Regions from separate parts of the Mus musculus genome. Here region 2 is linked to region 1. The links are chromatin loops, found by intact Hi-C in ENCODE. Cell type or tissue: left cerebral cortex. All regions are shown on one strand. Links, peaks and the distances in the headings refer to the core of each region. The heading gives the core; the rest is flanking DNA.

What was found. Peaks named below come from ENCODE experiments on the same cell type or tissue, not always from the same donor. Only the 100,000 strongest peaks of a DNase experiment are listed, where the experiment ranks them.
Region 2: it touches region 1 in a loop (3.0-fold over the local background); 6 of 42 quality-filtered maps call a loop at or near these places.

What each region holds. Positions count from the first base shown.
Region 1 is chr9:75,429,022-75,440,130 of GRCm38, forward strand. No RefSeq gene overlaps it. Among named protein-coding and RNA genes, the nearest start is that of Leo1, 6.9 kb to the right of the region's middle. In left cerebral cortex, for the core only: CTCF peaks have their summits at 4,759 (motif pointing left), 5,576 (motif pointing left) and 8,749 (motif pointing left); DNase peaks (open chromatin) are centred at 1,757, 1,967, 2,496, 5,234 and 3 more places; H3K27ac peaks cover 1,559 bases.
Region 2 is chr9:75,044,967-75,056,075 of GRCm38, forward strand. Arpp19 (cAMP-regulated phosphoprotein 19) reads left to right here. Exons shown (of 3, transcript NM_021548.4): 2 at 7,267-7,389. It overlaps Gm51714 (a long non-coding RNA gene), which reads right to left and starts at 6,104. Exons shown (of 2, transcript XR_003948357.1): 1 at 1-6,104. In left cerebral cortex, for the core only: a CTCF peak has its summit at 5,257 (motif pointing right); DNase peaks (open chromatin) are centred at 5,267, 7,081 and 8,906; H3K4me3 peaks cover 3,440 bases; H3K27ac peaks cover 4,332 bases.

The DNA of each region.
Region 1 (11,109 bases), core at 1,067-9,066:
GCCAGTCTTCCAACTCTGGACCCTGGCATCTATGTCATATGTCTTTTTCTGTCTTATATTCTAACCACAGCTGTGGTTTCAATAGGACTGCCCCCCTTAGACTCATGTGTTTGAATGCTTGGTCTATAGGGAGTGGCACTACTACTCCTACTAGGAGGTATGACATTGTTGGAGTAGGTGTGGCTATGTTGGAGGAAGTGTGTCACTAAGGGGGAGCTTTGAGGTGCTCAAGCCATGCCCGGTGACACAGTCTTTGCCTGTTGCTTGTGGATACAGATGTAGAACTCTCAGCTATCTCTCCAGCACCATGCCTTCCTGTGTGCCACCATGCTTCCCACCATGATGATAATGGACTAAACCTGTGGACTGCAAGTCAGCCCCAATGAAATGTTTTCATGTATAAGAGTTGCCGAGATCCTGGTGTCTCTTCACAGCAATAGAAACCATAACTAAGATAACCACTCATAAGAAACAATAAGCTCCTTCCTGGAGACAGGCAGTAGGTCTTTCTCATGGCCTAACTCCCTGGAGGCCTTGTACATAGTAGAGGTAGACATATTTGTTACACTGTGTCTTAGAGTTTCACTGTTGTGAAGAGACACCATGACCAAGGCAACTCTTATAAAAGAAAACATTTCATTGGGGCTGGCTTACAGCTTCAGAGGTTTAGTCCATTATCATGACAGGAAGCATGGCAGTGTGCAGGCAGGCATGGTGCTGGAGAAGGAGTTGAGAGTTCCACATCTTAATCCTCAGGGAGCAGAAGGAGACTCTGTCACTGGGCGTAACTTGAGCTTATAAAAGACCTCAAAGCCCACTTCCACAGTGGCACACTTCCTTCAATAAGACCACACCTACCCTAACAAGGCCACACCTCCTACTAGTGCCACTCCCTATGAGCCAAGCATTCAAACACAGGTGTCAATGGGGCCATACCTATTCAAAGCACTACAAAGTGGAACATCAAAAAAGTTTGTTTTTTTTTTTTTTTCTTTCTCTGAGACAGGGTCTCACTTTCAGGCTATCCTGGCACTATGTAGATCAGGCTGGTCTTGAACTCACAGAGATATGTTTGCCTCTGCCACCTTAGCGCTGGGATTAAAGACATAAGCTAACATACTTGGCCAAGTCTATATACATTTCGTACTGGCCCACTTCTTGTAGCCAGCATAAGACCTCAATTTTTTTTTTTTTTAAAGATTTCTTTATTTATTATGTGAGTACACTGTTGCTGTCTAGAGACACACCAGAAGAGGGCATCAGAACTCATTACAGATGGTTGTGAGCCACCATGTAGTTGCTGGGATTTGAACTCATGACCTTTGGAAGAGTAGTCAATGCTCTTAACAGCTGAGCTATTTCTCCAGCCCCTTAATTTTCTACCTTAGGGAAGATAAAGATACTTATTTCCCTCATCTAAAGGGCAAGAAAGTTACAATGTTTGCCTTCCTCTCCCAGGATGCAGTGCTCTGTGTTAGTATACCAAGAGCTAAAACCCATCCACACTGCAAATCCAGACTTGCCCATGTAAGTCCACATTTTTATCTTGCCCAATGGTGTTCCATTCTAGCCTTTTAAAGTTATGAAATATTGACATATTTTTTTCATTTCCCCCAGAATATATTATTCGTTACTTTCCTATTGCATAAAATCCTATTTTCATCTGCAGAGACATGGCCCCAATTCCTCACTCCTGGTAGGAATTATATAAGGACAGCAGGAGAGTGGCTGCTTCCTTTGTGCTGGTCTTAGCCTGGAATCTCATAATCTGTTGCAAAGCAGGGCGTTATGGAAAACCTGGCTAGGCCGCTGTGGCACACACTCTCTCCATTTAACCATTTAAAGCAAGAAGACTCACGTGGTTATAAACCCCAGTGCTTATTCCCCAACAGTGTCTTCTAATGCTTGAACTTTCTTGCCACTCTTGGGGTGATGGGGTACCATGGATCTGCAGAGCGAGACTTCACCAAGTTCCACTTTGAGTGTGTGACGTCTCTCAGTGCCATCTGCTACTGATCGTGCTGGGTTCCACAGCTGAGAATATAGTCTTCTGGTATTTTCCTCATGCCCAATCACACTGCTTTAAACGTCTGTTTGTCCCAACTGACCTAGCCATGAAGTTATTAGAATCAGCTGTTTTAGGAATTTTAATCTTTACATAGAAGAGAGAGAGGGGGCTGGAGAGCAAGCCAAGACTTTCCTGCGATTCAGAGAAAGGCTCCATGCCAAGGTTCTTACCCTCGTGATCTGTGGATGTGACCTACATAGCGAGAAAAGACACTGCAGAAGTGGCTAAGAGTTTTGAGGTGGGCCGTGGATACAGTGGCATATACCCTTAGGAGACGGAGGCAGAGGGAGGTTTGATACACTGACGAGGCAAAGGCAACGAGACCGCAGACAGAGCTATGCTACTGATGTGGCCAGGAGCCAGACATTGCTGACCTTATCAGGAGCCCAACACAAGGACCAGGTTCTCCTGAGCTCTGCTGGAAGGCAGGCGGCTCTTCTGTAGTCATTTTCCACCAGGGAGACTGAGTTTTCAGCCTACATACTGTGAGTGGTCACATTTCCGCTGAATTCAGCCATCAAACTGTGGTCAGCCACAAGCAAATAAAACAGCAGCGTATTCCTGAAATGTTTCTATCTTTGCTGCGTTCTTTTTTGAGCCTATGTATTTTTAAAACCCCATCTTATCCTTTGCAATATGTTTTCTCTAAGAAGATAACTTTTCATGTTCTTTTCAATTTCCTTAGATGTTGGATTTCAAACTAATTTTTTTAAATGAACAATTTTGATTTTCTTTTTATTTTATTTATTTATTTATTATATGTAAGTACACTGTAGCTGTCTTCAGACACCCCAGAAGAAGGCATCAGATCTCATCACCGATGGTTGTGAACCACTATGTGGTTGCTGGGATTTGAACTTAGGACCTTTGGAAGGGCAGACGGTGCTTGTAACCGCTGAACCATCTCTCCAGCCCGGATTTCAAATTAATTTAGCAAACCTTTAGGAATTATCTATTGTGGCCCTGGAATGTTTAACAGACACAAAGCAAAACCAGACAGCCTCTCCTTAAGTTTTAATAATGCTTATACCCAGTGTATGATAAAACCCAAAGATAAGAGCCAAAGTCAGGACTGGCTGGGGCAATCAAGAAGGAAGGAAGAACCCTGAGGGGCCTGGGATTTTGGGGTGGGGTGGGGTAGGGGGTGGGGTGGGGTGGGGTGGGGTGGGATGGGGTGGGGTAGGGCCTTGAGTGAACAAGCAGACCTTGGTGGGAGACTCCAGAACAAAGAAAGAAGACTTCAGTATTCATCGTCTTTCCTGACCATCCCCTCTCCCCTCCATTTCAGTTCTTTCTGCATTGTACAAGTAGCCTAGATTCTTTTTGTCCAGTGCGATGGATCCAAGCTAGGGCCTCATGAATGCAGGCCAATTTTCAACCTCTGAGCTACACTGCTGGCTTCTTTTTCTTTGAGGCACAGTCTTGCTATGTCACCCAGGCTGTCCTCAAACCTGGAATTCTCCTGCCCTCCCCTCACCTCATGGATGGCTGGAGTCATAGGTGTGTACCGCCACGGCCCACAGGATGTCTCCTGAAACATTTCAGAAACAGAACAATTGCAACATAAGACGTCTCTGTAATCTCATATCCCAGAGGAAAGCTTTTCTGACAATTCAAAGTATATTCTTCAGGTCATCCTGCCCCCTCCACCACCACACACACCCATCCACCACACACACACAATAATATGTTCAGGTAATTGTTACAGGAACGAAAGCACGGTGCACACATATTCTTTCTCTGCTTGCTGTGAACAGAGAAGAAAGGGCATTTGAAGATAATTCATCTTTTGGCAGCACACACATACACACACACACACAGACTTCCCTAATCACATTCTGATCACATGTTTTAGAAAAATCACCCTTTCTAACCACATAATGGCCTGTGCTGAGAGAAGAGAATGGGGGTGGGGGTTGGGCGGGGAAGGGGGAGAAGAAGAGGGAGAAATTTGTTTTTTTTTTTTTTGTTTGTTTTGGGGTTTTGTTTTTGTTTTGTTTTAAACAATAATCAGAATAAACCTAGGGAAGACAAGGAGAAATAGCTGAGGCGTGAGAAGGGCGTTTACTGCGCTTGCAGAAGACCTGAATTCAGTTTTCAGAACCAACATCAGGCAACTTACAACCGCCTGTAACTCAGGCTCCATTGGATTGGCTGCCCTCTTCTGCATTCTGTGGGCACTGTACTCACATACTCAGGCACATACCTATACATACACATATGCACATGACTAAAAAAAAATAAAAGCTAGCTTCAGGGTCTGAGGGCATAGTTCAGTTACCATGTGACACGTGTATGGCACTGGGTTCAATCCACAACATGACAAAATTAACTAAAAACACCATGCGGTGGCTCATATCTGTTACCCCAGCACTCAGTGGATGAAGCTCTTCCAGAGGTCCTGAGTTCAATTCCCAGCAACCACAAGGTAGCTCACAACCATCTGTAATGGGATCCAATCCCCTCTTCTGGTCTGAAGACTTGCTTCTGTCTAGAAAAATAACTTGTAATGATTAACATAGTTGGGCTGGTGAGATGGCTCAGCAGATAAGAGCACTTGACTGCTCTTTTGAAGGTCCTGAGTTCAAATCTCAGCAACCACATGGTGGCTCACAAACACCTGTAATGAGATCTGACGCCCTCTTCTGGTGTATCTGAAGTAGCTACCGTGGACTTATTTATAATAATAAGTAAATCTTTGGGCCAGAGGGAGCAGGGACTGAGCGAGCAGAGTTGACCAGAGCAAGCAGGGTTGACTGGAGTGAGCAGAGGTCCTAAATACAATTCCCAACAACCACATGAAGGCTCACAACCATCTGTACAGCTACAGTGTACTCACATACATAAAATAAATAAATCTTTTTTTTTTAAAAAAAGAATAACATAGTTTCTAAAAGTCTTATGGGTTTGGCGGCATCATCTGTATTCTATTTTCCTTTGCTTAGTTTTTCTTGCCATTTTAAGTCTAAGATTATAATCTATTCCTCCACTAAGTAGTAGATAATGGTGTGTGCAGATGCAGCCTGTTCGGGAGAGAACCTTCCTTTGCTTGAGGCCCTGGTTTGATTCTCAGTATTCACACAATGCAGCAGCAAGACAAACTCCTATGTTCCCACATTTGAAAGCTGAGAATTTACCCACACATCAGTGTGAGTCATGATTAACTAAAATGTCACACCCGCTCAAGGTAAGGGACATCCCCAACTGTCATTTCCTGGTAAGTAAGGGAATAAATTACAGTCGAGGAAACAAAACCTTCAGTGGACTCTTTAGGGGAAGTGTCCCATTTTACATTTTCCTAAAACGGTAGCAGCTGTTCTTTAAAACTGAATCAACAGCCAGGTGTAGTGGTACTTGCCTGTAACCCCAGTTTTTTGGAGGTTGAGGCTGGAGGATCGTGAGACCCAGGTTAGCCAGGGCTCCCTAATGAGAGGGCTCTCTTAAAACAAAACAAAACCCACCAGGAAACCAACAATAAAACCAATAACTATCACCCTCTTGTGGCCTTTTGCCACATTACTGGTAAAGCCTTCAATGCTTTTGTAATTGAGGCCTGAAGCCAGTCTCCTCCCAGTGACGCCCATGAGAGAGGAAATATACAGGGCCAGCGGAGCAGGCACAGGAGTTCCCACCCTCTGCTGAGATGGCATTCTGTGTTTACGCAGGATTCTAAAATAACCAGTTAAATAAGGAAATACACCAGACAGATTTAATCTGGGCAGTGCCACTATAAGGAGACTGTTTCAGTTTTGTCTTTGGGCCAAGTCTATTTTATTATATTATATTATATTATCTATCTATCTATCTATCTATCTATTTTTGAGACAGGGTTTCTATGTGTAGCCCTGGCTGTCCTGGAGCTCTGTAGACCAGGCCAGCCCTTTTAACTCAGAGATCTGCCTGCCTCACCTCCTGAGTGAGAGAACTGTCTCAGGAGCTGGATAGGAGTATGCCTGGGCTACATGAAACTGCCTTTAAAAACAATCATGCTCGCCGGGTCGTTGTGGTGCACCACACCTTTAATCTCAGCACTCAGAGACATGATTTGTAATGCGGTTGCATGATGGGTGTGTGTGTGTGTCGGGGGTGCCTTAGCGGGTCCATGCTGGGCCATCTCCCCTGAGGTATCAGCCATATGACAGGTCTAGTATAAAATGAAGTTTATTTGGGACAAGGGAAGGGGGTGCGGGGAAGGGAGTAGAGGCAGAGAAAGAAAGGGGACAGAGAAGGACAAAAAGAGAGAGGAAAGAAAGAAGGGAAGAGGCTGGCCAGGAACACATGAGCGGAGAGGAGGGGAAGAGGGAGAGGAGAGAAGAGGAGAGGGAGAGAGGGAGAGGCCAAACAGTCCTTTTATAGAAAGCCAAGCTCCTACCTGGCTGTTGCTAGGTAACTGTTGGGCGGAGCCTAGAGGAAAAGCTAAGGGTCAGGAGGGATCTCTGAGTTTAAGGCCAGCCTGGTCTACAGAGCGAGTACCAAGACAACTAAGGCTACACACAGAAACCCTGTCTCCCTTCAACCTTCCCCAAAGCACATACGTTGCAAGGGAGTAGATTTTCCTGACTTTGACTTTCTCCCTCATGTTTTAGAAGTTGGGAAGTGTTCTCCCACTTTTGTCTCCATTTTGGGAGCCGGAGTGAGACAGGGTTTCTCTGTGTAGCCCTGGGCTGTCCTGGAGCTTGTTCTGTAAACCAGGCTAGCTTCGAACTCAGAGATCTGCCTCCTGAGTGCTGAGATTAAAGGCGTGCTCCACCAGTGTTCAAGACCAGCCTAGTCTACAGAGCCCACAGTCAGAGGGGTAAACACACACACACTTAACCACTGAGCCATCATCCCTCTAGTCCTCTCCCTGTCCTCCTTAACACCACGATTTCATTAGGCACTTTAAAGATGTCCTTTCCTCTCCTTTCCCCTATCTATTGTCCTCTGGTCTCTCCATCCGGGTACTGGGTATTCTTACAGCTGTCACTCTCCTCCCGTCGGGTCCCGCCTCCTCCGCGGGTTTCTGTCTTCTAAGTCCCCTCCCCTTGCTACTGAAGCAGCTGACCTCATCCTGCCTGCTGGCCGAGAGGTCTTTCCAGGACACAGTTCCCTGGTAACCCTCAACAGGCAGGAAGTAACTAAAGCCAGCCTCTTCCCAAGCCCCTTTGCGTCGGAGGGAAAGGCTCCTAACCAACAAAAGAGCCACCTTAATTTCTCTCCTAAGAAACGCTTTCTGATTTAATAACGTTCTTCTGTTTGATGTGGTTTGTTTTTCCTCTTTTTCTCCACATAAATACACATTTTCATAGGAAGTGTACCCAGACACTTTCCACATTCATCTTTTCTTGTCTAAACTCTCATTTACATCGGAAATTTACCAGGGCTTTGAAGTAGACAATAGAACCTCCTAAAAACCCAGTTGATACATGGCAGTGGGGGAAAAAAAATGAGGGTTAAGGACAGAATAGTTGTCATTATTTTGAGAAAAAAAGCTTAAACTTAATTTCGGGAAGTGTCTGTTTCTAAATACCCAGAAAACTCTTCTATATGGAAACTAGCTTCATATCCAAATACGTTTTATGGTACCAAGTGTGTACACACACACACACACACACACACACACACACACACACACACACACACACACACGAGGCCTGGGGCGGGGAGAGGCAACTAATGTGACTTTCAGTTTATACTACATTATGCATTTCTGCTACAATTATAAAAACAATTGTCAGAATCCCCCTTGCCAAAAGTCAGTTTACTTTCTATTGTAACATTGACTCGAAGTGATTTGGGAAGGAAAGAGCCTATTTCACCTTCCAGTTTACATTCTATCTTGAAAAATCAGGGCAGAAACTCAAGGCAAGGACTGAAGGGGAACCACGGAGGAGTGCTGCTCCCGGGCTTGGCATATGACAGAACTACCTGCCCAGGTAGTATTACTTACTTACATTATTAAATCAGAAAGCGTTTCTTAGGAGAGAAATTAAGGTGGCTCTTTTGTTGGTTAGAAAAGGGGCTTGGGAAGGGGCTGGCTTTAGTTACTTCCTGCCTGTTGAGGGTTACCAGGGAGCTGTGTCCTGGAAAGACCTCGACCAGCAGACAGGATGAGGTCAGCTGCTGTAGTAGCAAGGGGAGGGGACTTAGAAGTAATACCACCTGCACAGGTGGTATTACTTACCACCCAAAATGCACTGGGCCCTCCCACATCAACCATTAATCGAGAAAATGCCCCCACAGCTTACCTACAGGCCAGTCTGATAGATGCATAGTTTTACTTGAGAGTGTGTCTTTCCAGATGACTCTAGCTTATGTCAAGTTGACAAACAAAACCCTAACCAGCTTGCCACATTAATAGGAAAAACACAACACAGTCTGTCCTACGAGATAAAAATAAAAATGCCCTTGCTTATTCTAATATATTCCCATTGTAGGAAAGTGTAGAAAACAGAACAAAAGAAAATCTCTGCACTCAGAACTAATTATGCACCACTGGCATTTGGTAACTTTTTAGTATTTCTAAATTTGACTTTAATTTTAGAAGATACTTTATACAAAACCCAGAAGGTATTTTTAAAAAGGCAGTAGTGGAGCAGGAGGGATGGCTTAGCAGTTATGAGCTAGTACTATATTGAAGATTTGAGGTTGGGTTCTAGCATCCATTTTAAGTGGTTCACAACTCCAGTTCCAGGGGATATGATGCCCTCTTCTGGCTTCTGCTGGTGGTACATGTAGAGATAAGCAGGGTGTGTGTGTGTGTGTGTGTGTGTGTGTGTGTGTGTGTGTGTGTGTGTACATAAAAATAATGAATCTTTTAAAAAAGTGAATGAATGATGGCATTTCTCCCCTGCCTATCCTACGGTTCCTCAGGTTTCTTTCTCAGGAAGGCAACCACCATTTCCTGCTTTTACTGATGGGCTGGGTGTCCTGGAGACAATGGGCCAATTTTGTGCTATATGGTGTTAGCATTCTGTCTAAACTCCACCCCACGGTTACCTGGCAACAGCCAGGTAGGCCTGACTCGCTATAAAAGGAGCTGCTTGTCCCCTCCTCCCTCTCTTGTTCTCTTGCTCTCTCTTGCTCTTCTCTTGCTCCTGTTTTGTCCCTTCCCCCTCCCTTCCCCGTTCCCTTCCCCCCTCCACGTGCTCATGGCTAGCCTCTACTCTATTTCTCCTCTCTCTCTCTCTCTCTGTCTCTACTACACTCTTAACTCTCCTCCCCATGCCCTGAATAAACTCTATGCTATACTATATCCTCATGTGGCTGGTCCCTCAGGGAGAAGGGATGCCTTGGCATGGGCCCGCTGAGACATCCCCTTCCCCCATACCTGACTACTTACTACCTGCCCCCCCCCCCATAGAACATATTTCTTCTCTCTTCATCTTTATATAACACATCACACAGAGGTTTGGGCTTTCCTTCTTTATTCTTTTGAGACAGGATCTCAAAATGCCATCTTAACTGTCTTGGAACTTGATCTGTAGACCAGGCTGTCCTTGAACTCACAGAGAGCCACCTGCCTCTGCCTGACAAGTGCTTGGTGTTTTTCGATACCATCTCTCTGTGTAGCCCCAGCTGTCCTGAAACTCACTCCATAGACCAGGCTGGCCTTGGACTCAGAGTTCTGCCTGCCTCTGCCTCACAAGTGCTTGGATTAAAGGCGCTCAGCTAACTTATTTCTTCCCATTTGCTCTCCTGAGAAGCCCAACATCATATTAAAAATTCAATGTGGATATGTATTTATTATGTTTTAAAAGTCAAACATCAAACCAGGTGAAGTGACTCTAATCCAGTCTTTTCACTTAAAGAGGTAGGAGGATCTTAGACGTTCAATAGGCTGGCTGGAGAGGTGGCTCAGCAGTTAAGAGCATTGACTGCTCTTCTGGAAGTCCTGAGTTCAAATCCCAGCAACCACATGGTGGCTCACAAACATCTGTAATGAGATCTGATGCCCCCTTCTGGTGTGTCTGAAGACAGTTACAGTGTACTTACATATAATAAATAAATCTTTAAAAAAAAAAAGTTCAATAGGCCAGCTTCAGCCACAAAAAGAATTTGAAGCCAGTCTGGGCTACATGAGATCCTGTCTCTAAAGTGAAATAAAATAAGTTAAATGTGAAACACTTATGGTCCCAGCACTCAGAGCCATTTCTGAAACCCCACACCCCTAACACAAATCTAAAACTGCTGATGAATTTTAAGTGATTATTTACATTATGGCCAAGCAGATCATATTGGGTAGGCTATCAACAGCCACAGTCTATTTCCTCCCATTTTTCACACATAAAAAACAGTAATATAGTAGAATATATCTTCTAGCAGTGGTTCTCAACCTCCCTAATGCTTTGACCCTCTAATATAGTTCCTCATGTGTGGTGGCCCCCAACCATAAAATTATTTTGGTTGCTACTTCATAACTTTTTCTTGCTACTATTGTGACTCATAAATATTTTTGGAGAGAAAGATTTGTCAAGGAAGTTGCAACCCACATGTTGAGAACCATATCCATCTTATAGGTATGTTGATCTATAATCCCTTATCTATAATTCTAAAACCAAAAAAGCTTAGAGATAGGCTGGAGAGATGGCTCAGTAGTTAAGAACACTGACTGCTCTTCCAGAGGTCCTGAGTTCAAATCCCAGCATGATACAGTGGCTCACAACCACCTGTAATGAGATCTGACACCCTCTTCTGGTGTGTCTGAAGACAGCTACAGTGTGTGGGACTGGAGCAAGTGGGGAAGGAGCAAGCAGAGGTCCTGATTTCAATTCCCAGCAACCCCATGATGACTCACAACCATCTGTACAGCTACAGTGTACTCATATACATAAAATAAATAATCTTTTTAAAAAAAGCTTAGAAATGGAGACTTGGAGAGATGGCTCTGTGGTTATGAACACTGGCTGGGTTGCACTGGTTGCTCTTCCAGAGGACCCAGGTTTGATTCATAGCACTCACATGGAAGGTAACAGCTGTCTCTAACTCCAGTCCCAGGTAATGTGATTGATGCCCCTTTCTGACATCTTCAGGTACCAGGTATGCATGTGGTGCACAGATAT
Region 2 (11,109 bases), core at 1,274-9,273, 380 kb before region 1:
AAAAAAGTCTGCCAGTTTCTTTTACTGTTGTTTTTAAAGACCTGGTCTTACATATCAAATCCTGGCCTTGAACTCTGATGGTCTCACCTCTACCTCATACATGCTGGGATTAAAGATAGATGCCCAGCTTTTTAAAAATTGGTTATTTTATTTATTTATGTTTCAAATGTTGTCCCCCTTCCTGCAAACCCTCCTATCCCCTCCCCTCTCTCCTTTGCTTCTATGGGGGTGCTTCCCTACCCACCAACCCCCATTCCCACCTCACCACTGTAGTGTCTCCTTACACTGAGGTATTAAGCCTCCACAGGACCAAGGGCCTCCCCTCCCATTGATGACAGATAAGGCCATCCTCTGCTACATACGCAGCTGGAGCCATGGGTCCCTCTGTTTATACTCTGTGGTTGGTGGTTTAGTCCCTGGGAGCTGTGGGTGGTCAGGTTGGTTGATATTGTTGTTCTTCCTATGAGATTGCAAGCCCCTTCAGCTCCTTCAGTCCTTTCTCTAGCTCTTCTGCTGGGGTCCCTGAATGCTCAGCTTTTAACGTGGTCTAATTTTGTAGCCCTGGCTGGCCTAGAAAGTGCTAGGATGCCTAAGCTGTCCTCAAACTTGCAATCTTGCCTGGACTGCTTGGCTCTTCCCTTTGTTTTGTTGCTCTACTACTTTGTCTTCACTAATTTCTCCTTTTTAGTTCCTTTCAACTAGTTTCTTTGCTTATTGTCCTTCCCCGCCTGCTGCTGTGGATTAAACTCAGGTCTTCCTGCTTGCCATGCTACTGGTCTACCACTAAGTTAAGTCTGTAGACATATACAACATACACAGTCTTTGTGAGAGTTCCTTTCGTTTTGAGGCAGAGTATCACTGCTCAGGCTGGCCCAGAACTCACCCGCTGACTCACACACACAATTAACACACACTCTCTCTCTCTCTTTCTCTCTCTCTCACTCACTCATTCACTCTAAAATATCTTATCTGGGACTGGTGAGATGGCTTGGAGTGTTAAGGTTCTTGCCTCCAAGCCTGACAACTTGAGTTTGATCTCCAGATCCCACATGGTGGAAAGAGAACAGACTCCTACAGGTTATATCCTCTGACTACCACACGTTATTGTGACATGCACATGCCTCCACACTCACATACATAAATAAATGTAAAAACAGTTACTTGGATCTATCTATCTCTATCTAGATCTAGATATGAAATCAAGTACTTCAGTTACTTGTAAGGTAAAATGCTCTCTGCTTTGGGGAAGGTCTCAGTAAGCTTACCCAGGCTCACCCTCTCAAGTCATCTCTGGCTCCGAGACCAGAACTAGATGTATCTGCAACCACACCCAAGTAATGATGTCTACCTGGTACATAAATGTGCTGGTTTCAGCCTCTTTTCTTCTTGCCTAACAGGTTGTTAGCTGCTCACATGGATTAATATGGGAGAGACCAGAGTTTCTAGGATCTGCCTAAATTCAGACAGAAATTATTCTTTGTAGCAGCAGAGTCCACAGTAACCACCTTCTCTGTCCCTGACACTGCTCATAGTTGAATTAGCAGAAATTATCACTGAAACCTTGCTGACATGCCAATCATCTCCAAGGTGGAGATTCCAAAGCCCAGGCTTTCACTCCTTAGGTTAGTGCAGATTCTATGTAAACAGCCCTATTCCTGAGTGGGCTTCTAATGCTGGTTAGGTTTTCTTCAAGGACAAAATAGTAGTGATTTTCTTCAAACCCTATTGTAGTTCTAGGACCTACCTGCAAGGATCAGGCATCTGTGTGCAGGTTATATAGGGCACAGGCTTGTGCCTTATCATTATTGGAGACTAGTAAATAGCAATTGCTATCCCATGCCCACCATGGGAACTACAGAGAGCAAGGCCTCTGTATTTCCTTTTGTTTTGTTTGTCTTTTTGAGACAGTTTCTTTGTGTAGCTCTAGCTGTTCTGGAACTCTTCTTCTGTAGACCAGGCTGGCCTCCAACTCAGAAATCCACTTGCTTCTCTGCTATGATAAAGGCCTGTGCCACTTCCACCTACCTGGCTTGCTTCTGTATTTCTAATTATACTTTTGTCTAGGATCTATGTTTCTCATTATTGATAACAGTTGCACTAGCTCTTTTATTTGGTTAGGTCTTACCTAGTATGTTATCTCCCCTGGGTTATTTTCTGCCTATGTCACTTACTTTTAAATTTTACTCAGTAAGTAGTAGTTTTTTTTTTTTTTTAAATCCAGCTATGACTTTATATCTGTTGATTTATTTGCTTATTTTGGCCTTTTGAGCAGGTTGTCCTGGAACATGTTCCACTAACCAAGCTTGTGAACTTTCAGCAATCCTTTTGGCTCTGTCTCTTGAACACTGGGATTACAAGCATGACTTATCTCTCCTAGCTTCCAGACACAGATGTAAATGGACAGGCCATCTTGTGATCATTAACACTTTAGGATTTTTTTTTCTTCTATCTCACCTTTGCTTTTTTTTTTATTGCATTATGTTTGTATTCTGTCCCTTTGTTATTGTATATGCGAGCATGCATGTTGTATCTATCTAGTCCCATTATTGTTTCATTAATGTCCCCTGTTGATTTTCTTTCTCTACTATTAAACTACCAATTTGGAAGTTTTATGCTTTATTTTTGTTTAGTTAGTCCCCTTTAAAATCTCCTTATATCCTGGTTGGTGGTGGCACATGCCTTTAAAGCACTTGGAAGGCAGAGGCAGGCTTATCTCTGTGAATTTAAGGCCAGCCTGGTCTATAGATGGAGTTTCAGGACAGCCAGGGCTACACAAAATGACTGTCTGGAAAAAAAAAAAGAAAGAAAGAAAGAAAGAAAGAAAGAAAGAAAGAAAGAAAACTTTATTATGCATCTTTATCAAACTGTTAATTGAATATGATGACTTCTGTATTAATTTCTTTTCTCATGGCTCTGACTCAGTAGCAGAAGAAAGTAACTTAGAGCAAGGGTTTATCTTTGCTCTGAGGTTGAAGATGCAGTCCACATGAACCAATGCACTTAGAGCCAGGAAGCAGAGATGAACTTTGGTGTTCACCCTTCCTCCTTTTCCTTATCCCCAATATTTAGTGTAAGTGCATGTGTGTGTGCTGTGTGTTAAGTGTACATGTGAAGGCCAGAGGAGGGCATCACACACAGCCCCTGGAACTGGAGTGACAAGTGCTCGTGCAGCACCTGCCTTATTACTTGGGTGTCAGGATCCAAATTCCAGTCTTCACAACTGCACAGTTTCGCTTAGACCACTGAGCAATCTCTTTAGTCTACTTCCCTTTTTAAAACACACAGTCTAGGACCCCAGCCTATGAAATGATATTGACAACATCTAGGGTAGATCTTGCCTCCTAGTTAATCCATCCACAAGCTATCTTATAGATGTGCCTAGAGAGTCTGTGACTGTCAAGTTTGACAGTCAGAATAAGCCATCATGGCTGTTCCAAATTACAAACATGTACATTTAAAAAATACTATTCTATTATGTATTTTTCTTTTTGTCTGATTTTGTTTTTGCAGCACTTGGAATTGAACCTGTTGCCCTGCCCTTTCTTGGCAGTGCTCCATACTAAGCTACACCCCAGCCCTTTATTGTTGCCTGCCCTCTCTCCCTCTCAAATGATAAAATTGTGTGCTCTCTGACACTGGCTACATCCCAGGCCTTGTTTTTACCCCTTTGCAAAAGACATCCGGGGTGTAATATTTAATTTATGAATATGTATCCTATTTTTTGTTTGTTTGCTTTATATTTCCTTCTCTTTATCTCAAGCCTTCCCCCCACCCCTTCTTCACAGTTTGTTTTCATCCTTAGCTACAATAAATGTTCGGGAATATCTTTAATGTGTAAGAACCTGTATCCTTAGCAATTCTGTGTCCTCTAACATGTTTTAGCATAACCACAAGTATAAATTATTTCACTTGATTTTTGTTAAGCATTATATGAGGAAGACAAAAACAAAAGCTACATGTTTCAAACAGAAAGGAAATGTTTTGAGGTGCTAGGTTACAAATTCTTGAAAGAGTTGGAAGAACAGAAGGGGAAAAAAAAGAAATGTTTTTAGAGACAGGGATTGAAGAATGTCTCTGACTTAGGAATGAGTCCTGTTTGGAGCCTGCCATCTTCTATCCAACTGCCATGTGGCTTCTACAGGAGCCCTGATTGTCTGTGGATACCCCACTGTAGGAACTCACAAGGGCCTACTGCTCTGTAACAGTGTGATCAAGAGAAGAATGCTTCTTTTCTTCCACACTTGTTCATCTGCTGTGGCTATCATTGGCTACCTAATAGTAATGCGGTTTGGGAAATGTAGTTTTAGCCTTCTGTTTATACTGTTTGAGGAAGTACGTAGGGAAGAGCAAGAGTGGCTGAATGCCAGCACCACAGTGCCCCCACCCCATGAGTGTGTCTTTATAAGCAAATCTATAGCTGTGGTAGAATGTTAGTGAATGTCCAGCAATTCGGACTTTCTTAATGTAAGGTCCTGCATCTGCACTAGGTTAAGAATGTTTTTGTATAGTTCATGAGATGTATTGTGGAAGTCTTGATAGTGCTTAACTACATTTTAAAGTGTAGCTTAGGCCAGTCTTTTCCTAACTTTCTTTTCACTTGTTGGATACAGACCAAAGTTTGAAAACATCTAAGATTGTACTGGCAGGAGGACTTATTAATTATGTTGTATATTGACAAGAAAGTTGAAGAATTGGAGTCCCTTTTTTCTTCCCCCATCCTTCACTCTCCGTCTTACCTCTCTCCTCTCACTACCCCCTCCTTGATTAGTCTCAAACTCTCGAGCTCTCAGGTTCAAGTAGATATCATAAATGTGTTTGGTTTTCTCATGAGAAAGTGCTTCTCTGTACACGTGGCTCCTGGAATCACTCTGTAGATCAGCCTGGCCTCATTTTTCTCTTGTGTGAGCATGAATGGGTGCATGTGTGCTCCAGCATACTTGAGAAGGTCAGGAGACTCAGTTCTCACCATCTACCATTAGTGTCAGAGATGAAACTCAGCTTGTCATATTTATGTCGCAAGCTCCTTCACCTGCTGCTGCATAATCGTTCTGGCCCAAGAAAATCTGGTTCTGGCCAAAAGGTTTGAAAGTGCTGGGACTAAAGGCCAACAGTTGATGGTGACACCTTTTCAATAAGCATTATCTAAAATGGGCAAACTAGAAAGGGAAACCTACAAGTAGGGTCTTTAATCCAGATTTGCTTTGACACTGCAGCTCTGAGAATGCCAGTGGGTGGCAGTAGATCTGTGTTGTGAAGGCTGAACCTGCCACTAGATGTCGCTAAGATTCTAGCACACCTTATTTTTGCATTGGTGTCTCCGGCTTTACATAAGTATATCTTCATATTCTGCTTGGTTAGGTTCCAATCTTAGGACAGAAATCATGTATAAAAATACATTTTGAAAAACTCCTTAAAGAACTTCCCCAGAATTCAGGAGGCAGATGAATTTCTGTGAGTTCAAGGCCAGGTCTTCATAGTGAGTTCCAGGTCAGCCAAAGCTACATAGTGAAACCGTGTCTCAAAGACAAACAACAACAAAACCAAAAAATCTTCTTTAAGAATGATAGTGCAGTTATTTTTCTGTGTAGACTTGAGCATATGACTATCAGCTGAGTGCCAGCTGAGGTGGTGGACTTGTGAAGGCTTAGCTTTTAACTGTGAGAATGATAGCAGCATATTGACATGTTCACACAGTGAACAATATCCAGGATATATATTGTGCACCTCACACTTAAACTTCTGGACATACCATTCTTGAATGTAAGGGCTGGAAAATCATTATTTAAAGTCTTATTGTGCTGAATACACAGGTAAATTTTGTATGGAGTACAGGTGTGAATCGCCACAGTAAGAGATTAGAAGATGAAGCTGCAGCCTAGAAAGGGAAAATACGGAAGCAGAATAGGTTAGGAATATGGAAAGGGATTTGACAACAGAAGGTATCTGCCATTAGCACTTTTTCCTACAAAATCCTCTTAAGACATAAAGTGGGGTATAAGGGAGTTGTTGAGGGTCAAGTGTTGATAATACATAAAGTGAATAAAAAATATATATACACACACACATACATATATATATAAAATTTTGAGGAAAGTACAAAAAAGACAGGGCAAAAATCTTCTAGATGAATTATTTACTTGCTATATAAGAACAGTTGGTTTGATATTTATAGATTTAACATTTCTGCTATTTTACTTCATAAATAACCTCAGAGACTCAAAATGTGCCAAAGTGTGATTTTGCCAGTTCAGAGAAATGAGTCTAATAGCTAAAAGTATCCTGGCCAGCTGGCCATCCTCCCGTCAAAGGAGACCTGTGATTTTATTGATCCATTGTTCTTGTTATGATATGATAAATTCTTTCCTGTAAAATAGCATTTTGAAGAATATATACTCAAACAAGATAGGTGTTTGAGAAAATATTTTCAAGATAGTAAGAAGACCAGCGGCATAAACGAGTGATAGAACATTAACTAGCGTACATGGGCCCCCAAGTTGCACTGGGGTGGAGGGGGTACATTTAATGACGACCTTTCCAAAAAACAGCCTCCAAAACCTAAAAGTATGTGGGGTTTTTTTGTTTTTTGTTTTTTTGACATGAACAGAATTTCCCCTTTTGTTGGTAGAAACAGGAACTTTCTCACTTGAGGCCAGCCTTGAACTTGCTATAGTCTTCCTGCCTCAGATTCCTGGGTGCTGTAATTACAGGGATGAACTCTCACACACAGCCAGATGTGAGGATTGATGAAAAAAAAATACCATTATCGATATCAAGGTCTTCTAAATTGATTTACTTAGGGAAAATATGCTAGTATTTGGGCTGTTGTTAATGTCTAGTAAAGAGTCTAAGGAGTTTAAAATCATACGTGATTTTAAATAAGGAAATCACAACGAACTTTTAGATTTTTGATAGTATTAGGAAAATTCTCTAAATATAGACAAAGAGCTGAAGAGTTCCATAGAAGGTGACTAATTTTGAATGTATTATACATGACTGGAAAGTAACTGCAAGCAAGACTTGAGAGCTGAGCTATCTCGGTATTTTTATCCAGTGTGTGGGGTGTTATACATGCATCACAGCTATAATAGAGCTATCACATGGGACATTCGAGAAAAAAGATAGAGGCGTTTGAAAGGTTCCTGGGCTTGATTTCTTAAAGGCTGTATTGCTTGGAGTTCAACAAGAAAGCCAGAGACTAGATATTAAAAGGTGAATTATTTTCAAAATTCAGTTGTAACAGAAATAATTTACTTGAAATTATTTCAGGAAATGGAAGATAAAGTAACTAGTCCAGAGAAAGCTGAAGAAGCAAAGTTAAAGGCAAGGTATCCTCACTTGGGACAAAAGCCTGGAGGGTCTGATTTTTTAAGGAAAAGATTGCAGAAAGGGGTAAGTTGCTGAGTGCTATCTTCACATGTTTTCCCTGTGAGCTCAGTGTGCTGACAAGCTGAGTTGAATGTCTGTGTCTTTATTCCTGTATTTCCAGGTGCATGTATCTCTGTCAATATTTCACATGGTTCATGTATGAAATGAATATGTATGAAAAGAAGCGATTACAATGTTTTAAATTAAACTGTAAAGTATTTCAAGTATGTACCATAGTATGGGTGATAATGTCAAAGAATTCTTACTTTGTCATCTTTGTAAAAACGTAAATGTAGGTATAACTCAAACCCACCCTGTATTTTCTATGTGGCCCCTTTCCCTCTTCTTTTCAAAAAGAAACACTGTCCAGAAACGGATATTTACCCCACCATCCTTATTAAAGCTTGCCTGTTTGAAAGCAAGTCTAATACAACATTCAGAGGCTTACGGTCCTTTGTATTTGGATGAAATGATCTCTTGTAAAATCATTTCATTTGCTTCATAGTTCCTTTAATAATTTTAGTAGTTCAAATTACTGAAAGCATTTTTCCCAGAGTCTTGTCTGCCTTTTTGAGGTAGAAGTCATTATTTCTTAGCATGGGAATATTAGTGCTACTTGTTTTTTAAATTTCCTCTCCTTCTGCTTGAAAAAATTAGAAATTTAGAATTAAAGCATATTTGAATTCTTTCTCATATCAGGATCAGAGAAATGATGGAGTATATGTGAAAGATAACTACATACTATATAAGATGCTAAGTACCTTAAATGTATTAGTATCTGCTATTTATATAAGAAACAAGTCTGTGGGTGTGCACTATAGTTACATATGTACTCCAAAACAGTGATTTTTAAAAGTATCAACAAATAATGTGGTTTAGTTTAAACATTAAAAAAATGAAAGGCTTATATCTTTCAAATAATAAAGAAAATAATATTAAATATAGAAAAATGCAGAAATTCTGTACTCTGAAACAGATTCAGAGTATTAATTGTATGGAAATTATTCCAAAACTTAAAAACATTAGCATAGCTCTAAATAAAGAAATTTTACAAGAACTACAACTGTTAGGACAGAAAGTGTTTACATCCAAGGTAGTAATCAGTAAAATTTAAATTTCATCATACTAAATTCAACCACAGTGGGAAAATATTTAGAGTAATTCCTACTGGTAAGCATGAAATTGTGTGTAACTAATGTATTACTTTTTTTTTGTAAACATTAAAATTACTCTTTATTTTTGAAAGGTTCATGGAAGATTATATATGAGATTCATGGAAGTATTTTCATTATTTGACTAATTTCTTATAAATTAATGTGAACTATAATTCAGTATGAGGGGGAAAAATCTTCAAATTTAAAGCTTTTTTTCTCTTAAAGCTTTTACTATAATTAGAAGCCACATCAATGTTCAGCATCAAAGAAATAGTTAATAAGTTATTCCACAAGTAGACTATGTGGTTCTCTAAAAACATAATTAGTAAATACCATGTAAGCAAGAGACATGAAGGTGAGAACTCCGTTCATCAGGAGTCTAGGTTTAGTGTAGAATGTGCATAGACTGTCTCCTTATGCAACTGTACCTTTAGGCATATTTTCAGCTATGACATAATCATGTTTGATCCTGAGCATCAGATTCATGTCTCACTTGACTGATTATTATTAGTATTTAGGAGAAGGTTTCTTCACAGCAGAATTAATATATCTTAAAGTTGGTATCATACATGAAAATAATTGGAAATGAAGAAAATGACATTTGAATCAAATAATTATATAAAAGTTGCAGTGTCAATATTTGAACGAATCTGTAATTTCCCAAACTATCAGTGATTAAGCTTTTATTGTTGTTCTAGAATTTTTTTGAAGTCTGAATCACCAGGTTCTAGGTTTCAATTTTCCTTTGTCATAATAGTTAACAAGCTAAGAAACATAGTTTTTGCATTGTTTGAGAGGATTGGATCATATTCAATTACTACATTAGGTCATTTTCTGTATTGTACCCATTGATATTATAAAATTAATGTTATAATATTCTCACTGGACTTTTAACAATAAGACCATACTCATGGTGAGTTTATAGCCCATCAGAGTCAAAAAGGATTTTAACAGTCTAGCCTGTGAATTTCTGTATTTGTGGTTTGTCAAGTACCAAGACTGAGGACCCAGTTCTAATAAACATGACTTTAAAGTTTGTCATGTTAGGTGACCACATATATAAAATCAATGCTGCTCAGTTAATGGGAAGTCGGGTGGGGCGCTTATGTAATGCCAGCACTCGGGATGAAAACACAGGAGGTTCAGGAATTCAGTCACCCACCCCTGCTCCATAGCAAGTTAGAGTTTGAAGCTAGCTTGACATTGTCTCAAATAAATGAATAAATAAATATATGTGAAGAGGCTTTTGTAAGATGGCCTTCTACGTGCTCTAAAGTATGTCTTAGGTTTTAGGGTGTTTTGCTAAGAAAGGATCTCACTATAGCCCCTACTGCCTGGGGCTCACTGTGCAGCCCAGCTGGCCTTAGACTTGCATTGTATGCCTGCTGCGTACAGAGACTCCAAATGTGAACAGTATAGGGAGGAATTAGTGTATATGGCCACGTTTACATTTTTTTTTTTTTGATGAATTGATGAAGTTTAGAAGTTTTTAGACAGCTAATACCACTGCTAGGCTGTGTCCGTTGGATCCTAACCTGAGAAACAGCAGTCTCCTTCCCCGCACCGCCTGTCAGGGTCTGCTCTGCTGAGTTCTGTTTAAACTCCAGCCACAGTAAAATGTAAATCATTTTTCTCTTCAGAAAGTCTCAGTATGCAATTAAATGAGATCATTTTATGATTAACGTTTTCTTAGTATAAAATAGCGTCTAGTTAGAAACTGAGTTTATTAAATTGGAGGAAATCCCACAGTGGTTAGGCCTGCGAGATGACAGAGGGTAAAGGTTCTTGCTTCCAAGCTTGACAACCTTAGTCCAGTCTCCGGGACTCAAGAGGTGGAAGGAGCAAACCAACTTCTGAAAGATGCCCTCTGACCTCCACACATGCTCTCTGGCATACATACCCATTATATAAGGAGATGTAAAATAAATACATACATACATACATACATATAAAATGTATATCATGTGTCTATTATATGTGTGTGTGTGTGTGTGTATACACACACACACACACACACACACATATTATCAATCTTTTTTAAATTTGCACTATTAAATTTCTTACTTTCTACATACATTAAGTAACACAAGTAAGAAATTTGTCAGGGTGCTTTGTTGTGTGCAGATGTCAACCAGTAAAAAAGAAGTAGTGCACAAGACGGGGAGGGTCTTGTGTCAGTCCTGAATATCTCCATTTCCTGAGTGCTGGGATTCCAGGTGTGCCACATGTACTCAGATATAAGCAGCTTCTTGATTCTGGGGGCATCAAAATTCCCATTTTAAAAGATCAATCAGAAATGATACTGCAGCAACCTCAGAAGTACCTGGCCCACATTTTATTGTTACTACGTCATATGAAGCTTATACAGTGCTATCTGAAAGTTTCCAATCATAGACCCGTAGGCCAGATCTGGCTTATCAAAGAATAATTAGGGGGAGCCAGCCAGTGAGCCCTCCCTAGACCATCCACGGCACTAAGCTGAGTCCCAGCTGCTTCATTTTACCAAAGTCTGAGAAATCTTTTCTGTGCATTATTCATCTGTGCTATCATTTCATCACAGCATTATTTCCTTTTGCCAAACTCAGACTTT